Linked DNA regions of Homo sapiens: region 1 is linked to region 2. The links are chromatin contacts, found by Hi-C in ENCODE. All regions are on one chromosome and are shown on one strand. The core of a region is the stretch at or near the end of the contact, and the rest is flanking DNA. Distances in the headings are between cores, read along the strand shown. Region 1 has its middle 48 kb from the start of FLJ32255. Region 2 holds the start of PAIP1 (poly(A) binding protein interacting protein 1).

Region 1 (2,700 bases), core at 64-2,563, 610 kb before region 2:
TCATGAGACCAGAAGAGTATAAAAACGCAAAAGATGTTGATTTCTGAATCCCAGATACCCGGTGTCAGCTGGTGAAAGAAGGACGCGATGAAGTTGCTGTCTCCCCTCGGAGTTTGGCAGGCCCGGGATTCCACAAAGGAGTAGGCGCGGCCAGCCGCCTCCAGCCCTGAGCTCAGTAAATTCGGTGTCCTGAATGCTCCCTTCCTGTCCTTACCACTGCGAGCTCTCTTGGGACAGCTTTCTAGGTTCCACTGCGACCTACTTTCCGCTCCCTGAGTGCTTCTTTGCTGAAACTGCAGGCGAAAAGATCTCTTTCCCAGACCGCAGCGCACTTTGAGAAGGGGCTCAAAGTCGCCCGCTCTGAATCCGGCACCGGCAAATAGGAGTAGCCGCAGGCGCCCTCTGGAGAGCTGGAGACTGCAGAGGGTCCCAACGGACGCCTGCCCCCGCAGCATCCCTCTCAACTCGCCCCTTGCTTCGTGGACAGACGACTGGGGCCGGAGACGTCCGTCCGAGGAGACCTTTCAGAGTGTCAGCCTACTACTGTCCCGCCGAAGCCACCAACCGAAGTTCCAAGACTGCTGGCTGCAGATTGCATGCGCTTGAGGGCAGACGCCCTAAGAAGGTGTCCACCGCCGCCTTTGATGTCCTGAGCCCTGAGATTTTCTCTGAGATCCTTCCATTGACGATCGTCTTGTAACAGATGATGTTACAGTAACACCTGAGTTCTCTCAAACGCGATGGAAGAAGTTTTGCCTTCAAATCAGTTTGTGCCATTTTCTTTCCCCTTCTCAATAAAATTGTACACAAATGTGGCCGGGCGCGGTGGCTTACGCCGGTAATCCCAGCAATTTGGGAGGCCCAGTCGGGTGGATCACTTGAGGTCAGAAGTTCGAGAACAGCCTGACCAACATGGTGAAACCCCGTCGCTACTAAAAATACAAAATAAGCCAGGCATGGTGACGCATGCCTGTAATCCCAACTACTCGGGAGGCTGAGGCAGGAGAATCGCTTGAACCCTGAGGCAGAGGTTGCAGTGAGCCGAGATGGTGTCATTGCACTCCAGCCTGGGCAACAAGAGCAAAACTCTGTCTCAAAAATATAAAATAAAATAAAATAGGACACAAATGTTAAATTTCTGTTACCTGGGTTCCTGCTGATGAAGGTAAGGACGGGGCATAGGAGCGGGGCGGCTGGTTGCTGGTGCCAGGACTGGCACGGGACTCTGGGTCGCCTAGGTTTGCTGATTGCAGGGCAGAAGTAGTGTGTCTTATCCAGAGACTGGAGGGAAGGATCAGCCAGGAGTTGTGCATGGCAGGTGACTCACAGGCTGGGCCTACAGGAAATGTGGTTAACAGGCAGCAGGCCTGAGAACTTAGTGCAGGAAATTCTCTTGTTCCAAGTCCCTGGAACTTTTCCCTCTGAGGGTTTGCACTGTTATATCTTGAGAGCTTGCTAAACTCACTCATGAGTGCTGGAACTTTTCTTTTAGACTCCTTAAGATTTTCTACATAGACTCATATTCTGCAGGTATGGATATTTTCATTGTTTCGCTTCCAATTTTTATGATTTTTAACACATTTTCTCACCTTATTGCACTGGCAAACAATTCCAGTACATTGTTGAATAGAAATGGTGAGAGTGGATATTTGTGCCTTGTTCCTGATTCCATGGGAAAAACGTTGAGTCTGTCATTATTACATACCACGTTTGCTATAGGTTTTTGTAGATTTTTTTTGGTTGAGGAAATTCCCTCTGTTCCCATGATGCTGAGAGTTGGTTTTTAAATTTTAAATCATAAATGGTATAGATTTTAAGTGCTTTTTGTGCATCATTTGATAGGATTATACGGTGTTTCTCATCTAGGCTATCAATAAGGCAAATTATATTATTTGACTTTCGAGCATTAAACTAGCCCTCCATCTGGAATAATCTTACTTGGGCGTGGTATTGTTCTTTATTTTTTTTGAGACGGAGTCTCGCTCTGTCGCCCAGGCTGGAGTGCAGTGGTGCGGTCTCGGCTCACTGCAAGCTCCGCCTTCCGGGTTGACGCCATTCTCCTGCCTCAGCCTCCCAAGTAGCTGGGACTACAGGCACCCACTACCACCCCCGGCTAATTTTTTGTATTTTTTTTTTTTAGTAGAGACAGGGTATCACTGTGTTAGCCAAAATGGTCTCGATCTCCTAACCTCGTGATCCGCCGGCCTCGGCCTCCCAAAGTGCTGGGATTACAGGCGTGAACCACTGCGCCTGGCCCAAGGCATGGTATTGTTCTTTAACATATATTTCTGACTGCCATTTGTTAGTATTTTGGTGAGGATTTCTGCATCTATGCTTAGGTGCAATATTGGTCAGTAGCTTTCTCTTAGCGTACTGTGTGTGCCAGGAAAGTGCTGATCTCATAAAATAAATTGGGAAGTATTCCATATTCTTTTATTTACTAGAATAAGTCATGTAGAATTCATCTTATTTATTCTTTAAATATTTGGTAAAAAATAGTCAATGAAATTGTAAGAAACTCTAGGTTTGTTTTTTGGAAGATTTTTTGACCATGAATTCAATATCATTAACGATGACTGTGGATCTTGCAGGGTTGATCCATTCTATCTAACTTGTTGAATTTATGAGTATAGAGTTGGTTTTAGATCATTTAAAAAAGTTACCATTGTGGGCCAGGTGGGGTGGCTCACTCCTGTAATC
Region 2 (2,700 bases), core at 70-2,569:
CTGATTAACAAAGTAACAACCACATTATTCCAGTAAATTAACCCAGAGTTGTAGGAAAAAGGGTGTACTTACTGTGTAACTGGAAGAATAACCTGAAGGGTAAAATTCAGGGGCATTCACAGACAGCTTAGACATTAATACAGGAGCTACAACCACCTGGGGCTTAGCCATTGCTGACTCCGAGTTCTGCTGTGGGATTTTATCCTGTGAACTAGGTGGAGCTCTCAGGGGCCTCGTTTGCTCTGCAAAAGAAAAAAAAACGGGGCGTCAGATGCATTCTTTCCTTTGTACAGCAACTTGCTATATACTGAAAAACCATCTGAAAAGCGTCTGTTTTTAAGAGTTAAACAGGAACCATCATGAAATTTATGGTTATCGCCGGAATGTGTACAGACAGCCTACAAAAAGGAACAATAGACTTGCTGTGACTCCGTTATGGGCATACCTGCCTCTCAAATGAGTGCTTGCGAGCTTTTTTCCTCTCTGTCGTTTTAAAGGGGTCGGTGGAAAAGAGGTGGTTACTCGCTAGGGTCTCGCTTTAGAGGGCTGCTGAGGGGAGGCGATTTTTACTTCCTCCCGGGACCCCGAACTCCGAGACCGCGCACCCGGCCCCTCCCCCCAGCCAGGCGCACAAAGGATTCCAGCAGACACCTTCCAAACCCGGTTCCGGGCCCGTCCCTACCCGGTCACGCGGCCCTCTCGGGGAATGCTTTCGGGGAACCGGGGGTGGGGACCGCAGACAGCGCGTCGGGCCTCGGCACGCGTGGAGGGCCGTGGGGAAGCGTTCGCCAAGGAGGACTGGGGCCCTTAGAGCTGCTCCGTACCTGGGAGCGCCCCGGGCCGGGAAGGCCGCTGGGGGCTGGCGGGGACCTCGCACTGGGCCCCTGGCGGCGGGGTCGTCCTGGGCTGGCGCAGCGGCGGTGGCTGCAGGAAGCCCGGGGCTTTGGGTTGCGGCGGCTGGTGCCGCGCCCGCTCAGCAGGCCCCGCTCCGTTCGGGAAACCGCCGCCCTCAGGCCCGCCCCCTCCGCGGCCCAGGCCCCGGCTCCGGCCCCGACCAGCACCTGGGGCCCGATCGAAACCGTCCGACATGCTCCTCCTCCTCCGCCTCCTCCTCCAGGGGCCGCTGCCGCTGCGCTCGCGATAGGACGCGGGGGGAAGGCGCCGCGGGTCGGCTATAGCCGCCGCGCCTCACTCGGGCCTCATGGAGGAGGAGGGCGGCGGGCCCCGGCTCGGCTGCTCGGTGCTTCTGGCGGAGCGGACGGCAGCCCGAGCACCCGCCGCTCCAGAGCGCCCGCCCCGCTCGGCTACCCTCGGCTTTCCAGTTCTCCCCCAAAACCCGGCTCCCCGCCTTCGGCGCGGCAGGGGCGCAGGCGGGTCACAGCGGCCCCCTGCGGCCCGGAGGCCCGGGACGCGCCCGCGAGGATCCTCCAGTTCGCGGCTGGCCGGCCGCCGGGCCCAGCAGGCCGCCCGCCGAGTGGCGTCTTGGCCACCTGCCGGCCCGCAGCCAGGCTCGGGCAGGGGCATCTCGGTTCCGGGGCCAGGCTGGGGGGGATGAGGGATGAGGGGTGAGGGGGACGCTTACCACAGGCAGGCCCGACCTACTCGGTAGTTCTCAGGAGAGACGTGCGAGACCGACAGTTGACGCCCGGGAAATAAAAACACGGGGGGAGGGGGCGTGGACCCTGCGCCAGGGTTCGCTGGCGCACAGGTGTGTTCAATGACTCGGCTCCGGCCGAGACCCGCGGACTGCTGAGGAGTGGTCCCTGGGAGACTGTCACCTGCTCCGTTAGCATCGGGGGAAGGGAGTAGAAACGGAATCAAAATATGTGTCCCCTCTTTAATTCACCCTAGGTGTTTACCACAGTAGGTCACACCTACGTTTAACAAGCTTCGTTCTCTTCCCGTTAACCTTCCCCTCCAGAAATTTCAAGAAAATGTGCTACCTTTCAGTGTAACTCTGCCCTCTTTTTCATCTTGCATCAGTGCTGTCCAATGAAAATATAATGCGAGCCACAAATGCAAGCCACTTATGTAATTTTACATTTTGGAGAAGCCACATTAAATGAGTGAAAAGAAACAGGTGTGGCCAGGCGCAGTGGCTCACGCCTGTAATCCCAGCACTTTGGGAGGCCGAGGGGGGCGGATCACCTGAGGTCGGGAGTTCGAGACCAGCCAGACCAACATGGAGAAACCCCGTCTCTACTAAAAATACAAAGTTAGCCGGGCGTGGTGGCACATGCCTGTAATCCTAGCTATTCTGGAGGCTGAGGCAGGAGAATCGCTTGAACGCAGGAGGCAGAGGTTGCAGTGAGCCGAGATCGTACCGTTGCACTCCAGCCTGGGCAACAAGAGCCAAACTCTGTCTCAAAAAACAAAACAAAACAAAACAAAAACCAGGTGAAATTAATTTAAATTTATTTAATCCATTATGTTCAAAATGGTTTTTTAACATGCGATTTAAAATATTAAATATTTTCTCTGTTTTTTAGATACTAGTTGAAATCCAGTGTATATTTTACACTTATGGCACATCTTAGTCGGGATTGGCACATTTCAAGGGCTCAAGAGCCACATGTGGCTAGTGGCTACTGCGTTGCACAGCACAATTCTAGATTTTATTAATATGTAAATTGTTGTTTTTGTCAGGCCTGACAGTATTAATGCCAAATAAAGGATAGATGAATATAAGTAACGACAAGG

The links. Hi-C counts contacts between places; a loop is a spot of excess contacts on that map. Pooled maps may share reads with other maps.
Region 1: a pooled map shows a loop between it and region 2 (4-fold over the local background). The contact joins the enhancer-like site here to the promoter of PAIP1 in region 2. A Hi-C loop is called at or near these places in 3 of 168 maps with a recorded cell type or tissue (endothelial cell of umbilical vein, naive thymus-derived CD4-positive, alpha-beta T cell and natural killer cell), 4 of 37 single-sample maps with no recorded cell type and 14 of 50 pooled maps.

Annotation. Positions count from the first base shown.
Region 1 is chr5:42,943,843-42,946,542 of GRCh38, forward strand. No RefSeq gene overlaps it. Among named protein-coding and RNA genes, the nearest start is that of FLJ32255, 48 kb to the right of the region's middle. Within about 2 kb of position 1,314, at least 4 of the 41 ENCODE cell types and tissues checked have a DNase peak (open chromatin) inside an H3K27ac peak, as active enhancers do.
Region 2 is chr5:43,555,758-43,558,457 of GRCh38, forward strand. PAIP1 (poly(A) binding protein interacting protein 1) reads right to left here and starts at 1,320. Exons shown (of 11, transcript NM_006451.5): 1 at 825-1,320; 2 at 73-242. The coding sequence starts at 1,089. RefSeq lists a silencer at 756-1,615.